Linked DNA regions of Homo sapiens: region 2 is linked to region 1. A link is a loop called in an ENCODE intact Hi-C map of the cell type or tissue named here. Cell type or tissue: ascending aorta. All regions are shown on one strand. Region 1 overlaps LTBP1 (latent transforming growth factor beta binding protein 1). Region 2 overlaps LTBP1 (latent transforming growth factor beta binding protein 1).

Region 1 (8,000 bases):
ATGACTTGCAACCAAACCACAGGTAATTATTAGTTTTGAGTTCTGTGTACTTGGAAGAGACACAGAAAAAACTGAAAGCTTAACCAAATGAGGCATGCATTACAATTTCACATAGTGCTATGAGGCCTAAAATGTTTTTGGTTCCTTTGATTATCTCTTTATAGACATGAAGCTTAATATAGAAGATTTATCTCAATATGGTTGTAGAAATAAGCATTGGAGGCCAGGCACAGTGGCTCACCCCTGTAATCCCAGCACTTTGGGAGGCCGAGGCGGGCGGATCACGAGGTTAGGAGATCGAGACCATCCTGGCCGACACGGTGAAGCCCCATCTCTACTAAAAATACAAAAAACTAGCCGGGCGTGGTGGCAGCACCTGTAGTCCCAGCTACTCAGGAGGCTGAGGCAGGAGAATGGCGTGAACCTGGGAGGCGGAGCTTGCAGTGAGCCGAGATTGTGCCACTGCACTCCAGCCTGGGCGACAGAGCAAGACTCCATTTCAAAAAAAAAAAAAAAAGAAAAATTGGAGAAGATAGGCATTTATGTTCATCATTTTGGGGGTGATCAGGTTGCTATGGTGATAGTAATCATGGCTATATGCACATCTTTATTCCCTCTCTCAACATGAGTCTTTCTTTTTAGACACATTCCTAGTAATTAAACTTAAAATAAATTCGATCTACTCACCATCTAGTACTAGGATTTATCACATGATTTGTGTTGTTTTGCCCCAAGGAAAGGCTAACAGGAATTATGATGTCAGAATATAATCATGATAATACTGTACTTAAATTTTCTTTTTGCAACTTAAGAGCAAAACACACATATCACAGCCTGGAAGAAGACTTGACTGTTGAAATGTTCAAATCATTGTAGAGGTGGAGAAAATAGGCAGCACAGATTCTATCTTTTCTTTAGAAAAGATGTCAAGTAGAATCATAAGTTTCATGCTTAAGAGGGTTTTTTTTCCCTTCATATGTGACTTTAAAAACCATTTTTGCCTTAGTGTAACTTTTAAAATACCGTTTCATAAACTAAAGTAGTTGTCTGGAATTCCTTGAAGCCCATGGTTTGGCTTCAGCAGGTTTTAAACAAATACACTGTCAGAAATCGATGTGGATACATTTCCAGCAGTTAAATGCTCTAGTCACAGTAGATACTTTGTAAAATCAATAGCCTGAAATATCAGAGGATTATAGTTGTATCAGATTCCCCAAATGCCTAACATTGTTTTAATTACTCTAATAAAAGAAAGCTGAGTGGACTTAAAAAAAAGAAAGAAAAAAACCTTGCCTATAAAGAATGTTCTGCTCAAGCCAAAGCAAATTTTTTTACAAGTTCTCTTAGAAAATCTGGAAGTATTTATGCATTTTCCTCTTCTTATGAGACAATGCCTGTTACCCAGCCAGTTCTGCATTGTACAGTGCTCTTTATAACAACGACCCTTAGAACAAGTTGATCAAATATGTTGCTCTAGTTGCACTAGCGATAGGGGTTAGAGATTTAGAACTTTTTACTTTTTGATGCATAGAAATAAGCATATTTAATGATCTAGTACTGGGACACTAAAGAGTGTTCATGAGATTTTCTAGTTTAATTTGGAGCCATAGTTGATTCAGGGGCTAGAAGAACACCATTTTGCTCAGAACATTGTCAGGAGTCACTTTTCCAGAGTGGAGATGTGTTTATATCATAGTGAAAAGACAGTTTAAGAGGAGCAAAGAAGAGGAAAGACGAAGTTTGGATTGATCCAACAACCTGTTACATGTAGTCAGTACTTTTCCCATAGGGGACTTCATTCTGATTCTTATGAAAAGAAGTTCAAGATTTCAAAAAAAATAGGATTAACATTCCTCATCCAGATTCATAGTATTGATGGTGTAGCTTTTGTTTACTAGAATACCCCAAGGCTTTGTGCCAGAATGTTAGAGTAATGTGCTTCTGAATGTGGATGGAGGTGAGGATGGCACCTGCATGGGTGGAATAATTTATGGGACATACCTGTACAGTGTAGGTTGATGGATTATAATGTGACTTTATAATGGTCACAGCCCAGTACACCCAAGATCTGCATTTCCATGACCATCTTGAATCATTTCTGAGATCTTGCCTATTGATAATTATATCATTCATTATAGCTACCCAATATAATCTAGAATCGAGCCATTTAAGAGCTGTAACTCTTCTCAGGAAGGTAGAGCTGCCCTTTGTGTGTACAGGTTAGCAGGAAAGGGCTGGCATGACGTAGGGTGAGGAAAAGGCAGCCCATTATTATGGTTATCCTTGATTAGGTTGGCCTAGGTCAGGGTATGAGGATACCACCAGGCAGGCTGTGGCAGCATGGAATCTAATGTATCAACCTGGCAGGCAGGGGGCACCTGAGGAACACCGACCTTCATAGGATTGCCCTGCCACGTAGCTCCTTGGCTGCCCTCAGCCCTGCCCTGGAGCTTTCATAAAATCATAGAACTTGGGCACTTAAATGAGTATTAGCAAGTAGTCTGTCCTTACAATTTTATGGGTTGATGCAACTAACATCCAGAGAGGTAGATCAGTTTGCAGTTGAGTTTGTGTGGGAGGTGGGGAGTAAAACTGAAGATTTTAGTGTCTAGTCCAGTCTTGCTACTATTTTTTTTTTTTTTTTTTTTGAGATGGAGTCTCGCTCTGTCTCCCAGGCTGGAGTGCAGTGGCGCGATCTCGGCTGACTGCAAGCTCCGCCTCCCAGGTTCAAGCAATTCTCCTGCCTCAGCCTCCCAAGTAGCTGGGATTACAGGCGCCCGCCACCAAGCTTGGCTATTTTTTTGTGTGTGTTTTTAGTAGAGACTGGGTTTCACCATGTTGGCCAGGCTGGTTTCGAACTCCTGACCTCAAGTGACCCGCCTGCCTTGGCCTCCCAAAGTGCTGGGATTACAGGTGTGAGCCACCGCACCTGGCCAGTCTTTCTACTATTGCACCCTGACTCTTAGGCCATTTCTTCTAGGGATGGAGGATTCACAAGAAACCATTGCTATCTAAACCTGAAAGGACAGCTATATTCTCTGGGACCTGACTTAGTTAGAGAGTCGCATGCTGTGTGGTGTTTTGTGATTGGGCCATGGATCCTTGAGGGGAAGGAGCACAGTGAGCTCCATTGCTGTTGCTTCATGGTCTTGGTTCTCTGGCACCAAAACATAGCACCATGACAAGTACGATCGTGATGTCCCCAAAGTGAAATCATCTGCCGCTTGAACGTCAATATTTACAAGTTGAATTATTGGAATTCCATGATACCATGTTGTGCTTCTTAAGCAGAGTTAAAATGAAATCTATACAATGACATGCCCTCCACAGCATTAATTCACTGAGTATTTCTTTACTAGCCAGAGCACTTTTGAGAAAACCTGAATATTTTTAGCAAGGTCTTAAGAATATCTTTTTCTTTTATTTCTATATCTAACTTACGTGTTTATTTTATACATCTCTTATCTGTAGGCTGAATCTGGGATATTGTATATCGAATAACTACTAGATTAATTGCTCTTTTGTTAAATAAGCCCAGGTTTTTAAAGGAGGAGCCTGGGGGAAGAGATCTAATACAAGCCCAGTGGGGCTTGGCCATATGGCTGTCTCACATACAGTCCGTCTCACATGTGTTGTCTCAGTCCACTCAAGAGCTCCATGAAAAACGGATGTCTCTAGTGCCATTTTATAGAAGACAAAATAGGCAGAGAGACGTTGAGAGTTTTGCCTATAGTCATGGAGGTGGTAATTGGTAAAGTGAAGATGTGAATGTTTTTCTATTTTCAAAAGCTGCCCTCTTGCCATTTACCCAGTTGTGGGTCATCCTTACATTGCTTTTCACTGAGTTCAAGGGGAATGTGGTTGTGCAGAAAAGTCTGTTTCCTGTTCATAATGTGCTAATGCTGCAAGGCAAGTAGATATCTGGGAGTTTGCTTTGTGTTCAGAAGTCTTTTTGCTGTGGCTGGACAGCATTTGTTGAGATAAGATATTATTCGTGCTGAACTTAACTCCTTTCTGCTGTTTGTTTGAGAAAAAGTACAGTCAATGGGCCTCCAATCATCTAATTTCAAATTTTTGTCCTCTTGTTATTCCTGATTATGTTTATCTCCAGTATAGTTTCTTCCTTTTCCTCCCTGTGAATGATATACTTTGTCCTGGTAATTCTTTTTTACATTTCAGGGGAAGTACTAGATATAGAACACTTTACCTTTATAAAAACATTATCTCTTTCTCCTTTTCCTCCTCTTCATCCTCATCAGTCTTTCTGTACTTACCATTGTTTCAAAGATGCTAATTATTTAATTGGAAGCAATATAAACTTTTTTGCTTTGAGAAAAGGAACTATGATGCTTCTTTTCCCCTGTTTCCTGGTTGATTTTTATATCCAACTGTACATCTAATCTCAAATTTGGAAAACCCTCCATGGTTTAGCTCCACATCTTCTCTGACTCTGCACACCCACTCTTTGTTCCTTCGTATTGACCTGCCTTCCCCTGTCTTTACCCTCCTCCGTTGCCACTGGCTTTTCTCCCAGCTGGTGGTTGGTGTTATGCTTAGCTAGAGCTGTTCCATCTCTTTGGAATCTCTCTCCCCAGTAGAGCCATTGAGTCACTTCCTTGTTTCAGTTCTTGCCTAAACACAGTCCTACTTACTCTTGCAAGAGTTACAATGAATCAGACTTCTGTTTTATTTCATGTTTTCCCTCAGTGCAGTCTCTACAAGTATTTTTTGAAACCTGTATCACTTTAACGTTTTGGGTTCTCTCCTTTGGCTCTAAAAGATGTTCTCTACTGAAACTTAAAATATTTTATACTTTATTATATAATAGTCCTTCATAGCATAATAAAATGAGTTATATACATGTAATGAAGACAATTAATAAGAGTATTTCAGTTTATCATTTTTTAGTGTTTTAAATAGTAAGATTAAGTAGTAGGTTCCTGACATGTGGCTATCTTTATGGAGTGGCCCTTTTAATAGTTAAATATCTGAAGACTTTTAATAAATGTGTCCTGAGAGTTTATCAAATGGCTAGTACTTTAATGCTGGTTATAGGTTTTACCCACACCAGGCACCAGTTGAGGAGGATGATTGGGGCCTGGAGTCCAGCCCATGCTCTGCTCATCCAACTCCATGTCCTGATGCAGGTCACATCCTACAGCTGCCCTTTTCTAATCCCCACACAGGGGTTGATGGAGTCCCAGTATCTGGGATTGGACAAGCATCATTTAATCTCACAATCCTTTGGGGTTGGGATTACTGGCTCAGAGAGGTTGGATGATTTGCTGAACTTCTCACTGCTAGTAAGAAGTTTCTGGGATTTCAATCCAAGTCTAATGACTCCAGTCCAGCACTCTTTTCTTACCACCACTGCTGGATCCTCCTTCCCCAGGACTCTGCACAGTGCAGCAAACACTCTTGGAATGAGGGTACGTTGTAGGCACTATAGGTACCAGCGATTTTAATACGTGAAAATTAAATCTTATAAAACCTTATGAAACCATATTCCACCATCTATCACAATCTCTTCAAATCATCATTCAGCCTCTGAAGCAACTCCAGTGGGGAGTTTTTAATTGACAAAAATTGTAATCCTTGGTTACCAGATAAGTTTTGAACTATCTTTCCTCTCACATTGATAGGCAGATGTAAAAGTGTCTATGATCACAGCCCAACTTTGAATATCAGGGAAGTGCTACAGTATTACCTCAAAAATGAGATTAAAGTCTGAAGATATGTGTTCCCAGTCAGGCCAAGATTTAGATACATACATTACCCTGCAATCTGTAATTTTTGATGACTAGCTTCAAAATTAAAGGTTTTTTTCACTATTGCTTATAATAATTTTGTGTTGTAAATGTAGTAACATGGATATTTGTGGAATAATTGTAATGATTCTTGAACAGCCTTACCTTCTGCATCACAGTGTTCATACAGATGTGCACATAGGAAGGGTTGAAAAGTTATTTTCATGCACTCAGTGTTCCAGGAATCATGACCAGTGCACTGCTGAATCAAGGCTGGGAGTAGCTTTGTTTGTTTTTCTTCCTTTTGCCTTATTTGTATAAGTGCTGTAGTTAGAGGCCCAGGCAGCATGAGCAACTCTAGAGATGTGGAAATGAGGGAGGAGGAGATAAGACAAAAGGAGGTGGTTAGGAGGCCGTCTGCCTAGACGCAGTCCTATTATAGATGTGAGAGCAGCAGAAACACTTGAGTTTTGCTGTGGTGTGTAGTAACTTGTATTTCCTAGATGGGATAATGTAACCTATCAGTATGTAGTGACCACAGAACCTTAGACCTTGCAGAAATCGTAAAGGTCATCTGCTTCATATCCTGGGCATCCCTGAGAGATGGGTTTCCATGGTCAGCTCCTAGTGAAGTCAGCATCTTCCACTGTTAAGGAGCATTAACTGTTGAAAAGATCTTCTGCTTAATGAGGTTGAATCCACTCTTTCTATGATTTGTAGCCTTTAGTCCTGCCAATACAAGTTAAGCATCCCAAATCCAACAATCTGAAATCCAAAATGCTCCAGAATCCAAAATGTTTTGAGTACCAACATAACACTCCAAGGAAATGCTCGTTGGAACAATTTAGATTTTGTACTTTTGGATTTGGGATGCTCAACTGGTATTTTCAAATATTCTAAAATCTGAAAATAACTAACATCTAAAATACTTCTAGTCCCAAGCGTTTTAGATCAGAGATCCTCAACCTGGACCTTCATCGTGCAACAGGCTTCCTCTTGCTCAGGGTATCTGAACACTGCCATCATGTCTGCACGTAGTCTCACCGTTCCGCCTTTCCTCAGTTGATCCTTACAGGACCTGGTTGCCAGAACTTTCATTTCTCTGCTTGCACTGCTTCATCTAGGTCATGCATGGGCTGAATCCTGGGACAGCTGTGTAGGGTTGTAGTGTCCCTTAATCTGCAGCCCAAGGTTGTGTGAGCTTTTTGAGGCACTGTAGCTTGTTTGACCCAATAGGATTTTTGTTTTGGATTTGATTTAGCTAAATATTGGGTTGTAAATTTAGCACATTTCTCCAGGATTACTTATTCGTAAGACACATCCTGAAATGATAAGGCTTTCCATGTTAATGTAGTGAATAATTCACAAAGGAGGAATTCCATTTGTGTTTTTAACTTGTAAAACATCACCTCAATCTGTGCGTAAAAATATAGTTAGCGTGAGCCTATATCTGTGTGATTACATCTCACCAGAAAGCAGAACCTAACAGTCATAGACAAGGATTTTCTGAATGCTGATCTCATCCTATTCCATGTGATTCTCTTCAGTGTGGCCTTTTGGTGTGGGAGAGAGAAGATCTTTCCTCTACCTTCTTTTCCTGTAGGCATTTCCTACATCCAGGTGAGACCCTATGGTGTTCAGTGGTCTCTTGGGTGAGAGCCCTGAGTATGGCCACAGAGATCTCTCAGATGGAGTTTCTGGCTGCACATCGAAGCCTCTTCATAGTTAAATAACTGAAGGGCATATGTAGAACTTTGAGTCTTGTTATAACTGTGACTTCATCTCTTGTAGCTTATTCTTATACTGTGCAGACCCAGTTTCAAGACACACACAGTGTTGTGGTACCACCTACACTACCATTTATTTAAACAATTTGGATGGCTTATGCTGCTCTTGGCTGTGGACCTGCAAAAACAAAGCCATGGGATAAAGCGGCCTGAATCATGTAATGAAAACCTTGTACCTTTCTGGAGGCCCTGTTGAGAAAAAATGATTTATTTTTGCCCTACCAAATAAAACATTCTAGGAATCCAAGGTGAAAATTGGATTTTAACTGCTACTAACATTTTAAGCATATAAAATCAGCAAGTGTTGAGTGTTTCGCTTGATTAGGAGATGAACCTAAAGAGTCCAGTACAAGAATGATCTGCATATGATGTGAACTGGTGTCTTACATAAATTTTATAAAACTGGAAATAAACCCTAAGCATGCTTTGGCAGCCAGGTTGCAACGGTGGGGACCTCTGTGTTTTT
Region 2 (8,000 bases), 150 kb before region 1:
AAAAGAAGAGATATTTCAGCCTTCCCCAGTAATGAGACCCATAAATCAAAAGAACGAACATGGAAACTTCAAGCAAGCCTAGGGATCTAATTTCAAACACCTTAAAAGAGACTCCTTTTTTGGTTTAGGCTTGCCATGTCCGTGGTGCCCAGTGGAAGGGCTGAGCTGAAAAATTTGGATAAAAAACAGAGAACCTCTATAGGATTAAAACAATGGAGCCAGACGCTCTCAGTGTTAGCCTTTGGATTTGAGAGGCTTGTGTTTAAGAAGTCTGGGCCTGAAGAGGTGGAAATACAGGGGGTCAGATTCAGTTACAGATACATACATGTTCAAATACCAAATACATGTCATTTAAGGGAACCATAAGATGACTTTGCAAGAGGGAGACTTTTTTCCATGAAATAGTTATAGTAGACTTTTCAAACTAACTCTGAAGTGAAATTTTGAGCATAAAAGCTTTTCAGCTGACAAAGAGAAATGGCATGAATGTCTGAGAAAAAAACCAGACACATCCCTAAAACAACAGAGAAATGCCTTCTAGACTTTAGATACATCTATGGCAAATAGGAAGACAAGCTATTTCTAGACCTCTGGCAAGAAGACTGGCCTTTTACTCAGTTCTTAAAGAAAATAGCTAAGAGAAGTTTGGAATAAGAAATCCAAGTTCTTCTACATGTTGTTGGTTCGGGCAATGTCAAAGATTTTTTTCATAGCTTGTCTCTTGGAGGCTGACCTTGGACTGTGCACATGGACCTATTTTTAAACTGTAGACTCCATTTCACTCCCACATATTTTACCCTTCTACTGTTCAAGTGCTAAAACCAGGGATTATTTAAGTTAGCTTACTCTGTTGCAGGCTGGGATGAGAGTTTAGGATTCCAAAATTGTGTTAGAAGTGGGTTGAGAGGAAATAAATGTGGAGAGGCTAAATGACAGTTGTGTTATGGATCCTTTTCCTTTTAATTTCCCCCTATTTTTAAAAAACTCACTGGAGTCCTAGAATACACACAGATAATTGACGTATCTCTAGGGGTATTTGCATTCAAGGTAAGTTTCTTTTGATTTTAGTAACATGTGGCTTTTGATTATTATGGAGGACAATTTAAGCCCAAAGTATTATTTTGCCATTTAGGTTTGTATCTTAATTTGGGCTGTGCTGAAATCATCTTGGGGGGTGTGTGTGTATGTATGTGTGTGTGTGTTTGGGGGGGATGTGTGTGTATGATATATGTGGGTAGGTGAGATATGGAGGGAGGCAGGGAGGGAACTTTTAATACCGTTCGTTGTACTGAATTTTAAATTCAGATCTGTGTGTGTGTGTGTGTGTGTGTGTGTGTAAAGAAATGCATTTGTCATGGCTAACTGTGGTCTTTAATAGCAAAGTGACCAGAGCATGAATTATTTTCTTATTCAAAGAAAAATGAGGGGATCAGAAGGGCCACTGGTTTTCAAACAAAAAATAGTACAAGGTTTATGTTTTTAAAAAACTCATGTTATAGTGATTGAAATTTTCTTGTTTGGCAGCCTTTTCAAAAATTAAAAATTATATTACTTTTTTTTTCTGAAATAGCTCTTGCAAACAATTATATGAATCAAAACTGAAAACTAATTGTAACCATGTATTTGCTTATATCAGATCATAGACCAATAACAAGGATGTTTTGCCTGGTACTGAATTGTAGAAACTGGAGTTGGTAGGACACATTCCTTTAACTTTGAGGGATGATTATGGATAAGGCAATTGAAGTATTTATGGAAGATAATTCAGTCTATATTTAGGAAAGACTTCTTTTTTCTAACCAAATATGGTGGGTTTTAAAAATCTTACATATTACAAGATGGATGGATGATACTGGTCCATCCATTAATACACCCTATTTTCTTAATGCCTTTCAGACTAAGATGCACACATCATGAGTATATGTTTACCTATAAACACTTTGTCATGCATGTCATTAACTAGAGGTCAGTATTTGCTTATAGTGTTATTTTTAAGGTAAAATTTACAGTGTACTGAAATGTACAAATCTTACATGCACCCTTTGAATTTTGAGAAATGTGTACTTATGTAATCCAAAACTCTATCAAGGTAGAGGACTTGGCCAGTATCTAAGTTATCTCATCAGTTTTCTCAGTCCTACCCCAGAGACAACCACTCTTCTGATTTTTTTCACCATACTTTTCACTATTCTAGAAACTTCATGTGAGATTATACAATGTGTACCCTTTTGTAGAAGGCTTTTTACTTACCATACTATTTGTGGAATGTGTTAATACTGTCGCGTGAATAAGCAGTTCATTCCTTTTTATTGTTAGGTAGTATTCCATTGTATAAATATATGGCAATTTGTTTGTCCAGTCATCTGTTGATGAACACCTGGGTTGTTTCTAGTTTGGGGCTATTATAAATAAAGCTGCCATGATCATTCTTGTGAGTTTTCCTGTGGACATATGCTTTCAATTCTGTTGGGTAAGTACCTAGGAGTAGAATTTCTGTGTATAAGGTAGGTATGTGGTTAGCTTTATAAGAAACTCTCAGATGTTTTTTCCAAAGCGGTTTATCATTTTATCTTTCTATTAGGAGTGGATGAAAGTTCTGGTTGCACCACATCTGGGCTTACAGTATAGAATTGTCAGTCTTCTTCATGTTAATCATTCTTCTGAGTGTATAGTGGTATCTCATTATGTTTTTAATTTGCATTTCCCTGATGACTAATGATATCGAATAGCTTTTAATGTACATATTAACCATCTGTATATTCCCCTTTGTGAAATGTCTATTGAATATATTGCTCATTTATTAATCAGCTTTTTTTTCTTAATGAGTTGGAATTTTTTATTAGTATATATCCTGGATATCAATCTTTTATCTCTCTGTCTCATACACACACACACACACAGCATTTTTTTCCTCTTACTGTGTTAGTTTTCTTAACAGTGTCTTTTGGTGAGCAGTTTTTAATTTTGTTGAGGTCTGATTTTGTATGATTATTGATTTCTGTGTGTCGCTCAATAAATCTTTGCCTACTCTCAAATTATAAAGATATTTTCCTATGATTTCTTCTAGAGCTTTGTTGTTTTAGCTTCTGTGTTTAGGTCTAGGATTAACTTTGAGTTCACTTGAGTGTAGTGTAAGGTGAGAATCCAGGATGCTTCATTTTTTTTCTTTATACTGATATCTAGTTGTTCAGGATCATTTGTTGAAAAGAGTTTCTTTTCTCCGTTGGAATGCTTTGGCACCTTTTATCAAAAAATCAGTTGACCATATATATGTGAGTCTATTTGGGAGTTTCCAGCTATTCTGTTGATCTGTTGTTGATCCTTATGCTAGTACAGTAATCGCCTCTTTATCCATGAGAGGATATGTTCCAAGACCCCCAATGGATGCCTGAAACTGTGGATAGTACAAAACCCTCTATGCTATGATTTTCGTATCTGATAACCAAGATAGCTACTAAGTGACGAATGTGTGGGTAGTATGTGCAGTGTGGATATGCTGGAAGAAGGTGTGAGTCATGTCCCAGGTGGGACACAGCAGGACAGATTTCACACTACTCAGAATTTAAATCATGAATTCTTTACTTCTGGAATTTAAAACTTATGAATTGTTTAATTCTGGAATTTTAAACTTCTGAATTGTTTATGTCCATTTAATGTTATGAGACTGAAACCATGGGTAACTGAAACAGCAGAAAGCAAACCACAGATAAGGGGGGACTCCTGTCCCACACTGTCTTGAGTACTGTAGCTTCAAAAGTAAGTCTTCAAATCAAGTTGTGTAAGCCCTCAATTTTGTTCTGCATTTTCAAAACCACTTTTTGACATTTGTAGGCTCTTCATATTGCTGTTCGAATTATAGAATTAGTTTGTCAGTTTCTTTTTTTTTTTAAGTCTGATGTGATTACAATTTGCATTGTCTTGAATCTGGAACACCTGGTGAAAACTATTTTCATAATAATACTTAGACATTATTTGCTTTCACACTCATTGTCTCAGGAGTACAGTGGAGTTTTCCAGAGAATACATAATGTGTGATCTTGCAGCAGATTGAATGCAGAAGCAGATAGGCAATCAGGCTCTCTTCTTTTATGGTAAACATTAATGGTATTTGCAAAAGTGTAAAACAATGCAAAGCTTAATACATTTTATTTTAGGAAAAAGAAAAATTATTTTAACATTTAATGGGCTTGTTAATTTTAAATGAATTAATATTTTAACATTTTTTAATTTTAAATTCCTTCTCTGGTAAATTTTGATAGCTATAAACTACATAAATATTAAAAGTTTTTTGGGATCCTCAGTTGTTTTTGAGAGTTTCAAGGAGTCCTGAGAATGAAGGGTTTGAAAACTGCTGCCATAGCTCAATTTTGGGACAATTGATGCCTTAACAATATTTATTTTTTCAATCCATGAATATGGTATATCTCTACATTTATATATGTTTTATAGTTTTCAGTATAGAGATTTCTGAAGATGTTTTGTTAAATATATTTCTAAGTATTGTATATTCTTTTTTTTTTTTCTTTTTGAGATGGAGTCTCGCTCTGTCGCTCAGGCTAGAGTGCAATGGCATGACCTTGGCTCACTGCAACCTCTGCCTCCCAGGTTCAAGTGACTCTCCTGCCTCAGCCTCCTGAGTAGCTGAGACTACAGGCACCCGCCACCATGCCTGGCTAATTTTTGTAATTTTAGTTGAGACGGGGTTTCACCATGTTGGGCCAGGCTGGTCTCAAACTCCTGACCTCATGATTTACCCGCCTTGGCCTCCCAAAGTGCTAGGATTACAGGCGTGAGCCACTGCACCCAGCCTCTAAGTATTGTATATTGTTTACACTTACATAAATGTAATATAACTTTAAATTGAGTTTTCTGCTAATATATAGAAATACATTTAATTTATATTTAGTGACCTTGCAGCCTCCAAAATTTCAAAATTCACACATTAGTCTGGTAACCTCAAACTCATATTGTCAAGAACTGTGAAAGGTTTGAGATTTTATCTTGCTTGCAGGCTAAAAAGTTAGCCTCCCACAGTTTCATGGATGCTGACAGAAGACAGGAGAATCCTGGGTAAGAGATAAAGAACTTTATTACTCATGGCATAGCAGGCAGCATGAGCTTCATGTTCAGATTGGGTCTCCACACTCCCTAAGCTTCATGGGGTAATGCAGAGTAGCCCAGGTCGATGTTACTCGTGTAGTAGGTTTGTGTCGCAGTTGAGGAACCCTGAGCTTAGGAAATACCATTCTTTAAAAGGGGCTGCTAGCCAACTTTGCCTAATCTTTGTGCCAGATGGAGATGTTATTTTCATTTCCCTGGATAGCAAACAAATCTTTCCTTTGCCACAGAAGGAGATACTATCTGTTTTCCAAGACTGTGTACTATATAAACATTCTTGAAAAGACAGGCCAGAAGAAAAGCTGATAAAGATATGCAGAAACACAGAAGGCACATGGGTAATTTTTTCCCAACTTGTATTGTTGGGATTTTCTTCTTAGTCATGTCATGTCAAATACAGTTAGTATTGTGTCTTTCCAGTATTTATGCTTCTCCCCTTTTGCTATATTTTACTAGCCAGGACTGCTAGTGTAATGTAGAACAGGAGTGGTGACAGTGGTCATCTTTGCCTTTTGTTCTAGGTTTTAGGGTGAAAGTATGTTATTTTACCAATCAGTATAATACATTAACAAAATAATCATTGTAGAAACGGGGTCTAAAATGAGGAAATTATCTTATATTACTCATTTGCTGAGTGTTTCCTTTTATCATGAAGGCTTGTTGTATTTGCCAGATGCATTTTCTGTATGTAGTGTGATCATCAATAAAAATACGATTATTTTTTATTCCTTTATTCTGTCAGTATGGTTAGTTAAATCAATTAAGTTTTAAATGTTAAACCAACCTTGCATTACTAGGATAAATTCCACTTGAGGTGAGGCATGGTGGTTATACCTGTAATCCCAGCTTTGGAAGGCTGAGGCAGGAAGATCACTTGAGGCCATTAGTTTGAGACCATCCTGGGTAACACAATGAGACTCCATCTCTACAAAAAATAAAAATATTAGCTGGGTGTGGTGGTGCACGCCTGTAGCCCAAGCTACTCAGGAGGCAGATGTCGGAGGATTACTTGAGCTCAGGAGTTTGAGGTTACAGTGATGATCATGTCACTGCTCTACATCCTGGGTGACAGAGTAAGACCTTGTCACCCTGTTTCTCTACAGGAAAAAAAAAAATCCCACTTTGTCAGGGTGTATTAGCCTTTTTCTATATTATGAATTCGATTTGTGGACCCTTTTTAAAGAATTTTTCCATATATGTTGATGAGGAATATTGGTCTGTGAGGGTTTGGTATCATGGTTATGATGGCCTCCAAAAACAGGTTGGGAGGTGTTTCTTCTTCCTGTATACTTTGAAGAGTTTTTATAAGATGGGTTTTCTATCTTTCTTAAATATTTGTTAGAATTAACTGGTGAACATATGGTCTTGGTCTTTTATTTATGAGAAAGTTTTTGAAAAAATTCACTTCGCTAGATATAGGATTATTTATATTTTCACTTTCACTCTGTGTCGTTCTTTTTATCGGTCTGACAGATGAAAATAACCTGTTTTAAATAACAGTGAGGTTAAATAGTAGTAGTTTATGGCTGTTTGCATTTTTTTCCTCCTATTTTCCGGCCAGTTTTCTATTAGATCATGTATCTTTTTCTTGTTGAACTCTTTATATAATACTATGAACTTTCTGATATCTGTCTATATACCAACCTATAATCAATATTTTCCCTATTTTTCTTTTATTCTGTTTATATGTATTTGCTATGCAGAAGATTTTAAATTTTATGTAGTCTTATCTGTTAATTTTTTCTATATGGTTTTTGGCCCTAACATCATACAATTGTATTGAATCACAGCCATACTCACTTGTTTATATGTTGTCTATAGCTGCTTTCTTCCTGTAATGGCAGAGTTGAGTTGTGACGGAGACTGCATGTAGCTCTGTGATCACTTTTCACTGCTGCTTGGCACCCCAAAAATCATAGTTACCACATTTAATTATTTTAAACTTAGAAATTGTCAGTGTTTTTAGTGGCATGTGTATTAACTTACAGTGACTTTTTTTTATTTTTTATCAGTGTAAATCCTTGATGTCAGAAGAGTAGAAAAGTAGACTCTGAATGTCATACTTTAAAAGGCATAGTGGAGTATGGATTATTTTGTTATTAAATTAGATGGCAAAGCATTGTGTTTATTATGTAATGAGACTGTAACTGTGCTAAAAGAATATACGGTATGCTGACATTACCAGACTAATCACTTATCACAATATTTTCAACTCACAGAAATGCTGTGGTGAAAAGTTAGAAAATTTAAAATCAAATGTTTCATTATAGCAGAATTTCTTTACACAAAAAAGAACATTCAGCTGCAAACAAGGTAAATTTGCAAGTGACTCCTTTGTTATCCAAGCCAGGAAAGCCATTTATTGATGGTGAGTTAATTAAATCATGCTTGATTGCAGCAGCTGAAGAAATGTGTTCAGAGAAAACAAAATTGTTTAAGACTCTTCTAAGCCTTGAGCACTTTGGGAGGCTGAGATGAGAGGATTGCCTGAGTCCAGGAGTTCGAGACCAGCCTGGGCAAACTAGACAGAACCCATTTCTACAAAAAATAAAACAATTTAAAAAAAGCCAGGCATGGTGGCATGCCTGTAGTCCCAGCTACTCTAGAGGCTGAGGCAGGAGGATTCCTTGAGCCCAGGAGGTCCAGGCTGCAGTGAGCTGTGATCATGCCACTGCCCTCCACCCTGGGCTACAGAACGAGACCCTGTCTGAGGGCTAAGATTTATTTTTTTCTGAACAGGATAAATTGACTTTAGCTACTATTGAAGACTGAGTGGCTTTGGAAATTAGCTTTAGCTGCAGAGTTGATAATGAATTCAACATAAAACTATAAGGCAAAACAGTGCTTATATGTGAAACTTAATATTGAAGTAAAGTCACTTA

What was found. Peaks named below come from ENCODE experiments on the same cell type or tissue, not always from the same donor. Only the 100,000 strongest peaks of a DNase experiment are listed, where the experiment ranks them.
Region 2: a loop joins it to region 1, with 2.6 times the contacts of the local background. A loop is called at or near these places in 8 of 110 quality-filtered maps.

The regions. Positions count from the first base shown.
Region 1 is chr2:33,206,238-33,214,237 of GRCh38, forward strand. The region is part of intron 7 of LTBP1 (latent transforming growth factor beta binding protein 1); the gene reads left to right. Among named protein-coding and RNA genes, the nearest start is that of MIR4430, 210 kb to the right of the region's middle. In ascending aorta, no CTCF peak of the experiment used is centred here; DNase peaks (open chromatin) are centred at 4,534, 6,094 and 7,644; H3K27ac peaks cover 8,000 bases.
Region 2 is chr2:33,059,344-33,067,343 of GRCh38, forward strand. All of the region lies in intron 3 of LTBP1 (latent transforming growth factor beta binding protein 1), which reads left to right. Among named protein-coding and RNA genes, the nearest start is that of LTBP1, 120 kb to the left of the region's middle. RefSeq lists a silencer at 5,119-5,413. In ascending aorta, no CTCF peak of the experiment used is centred here; no DNase peak of the experiment used is centred here; H3K4me3 peaks cover 4,101 bases; H3K27ac peaks cover 7,513 bases.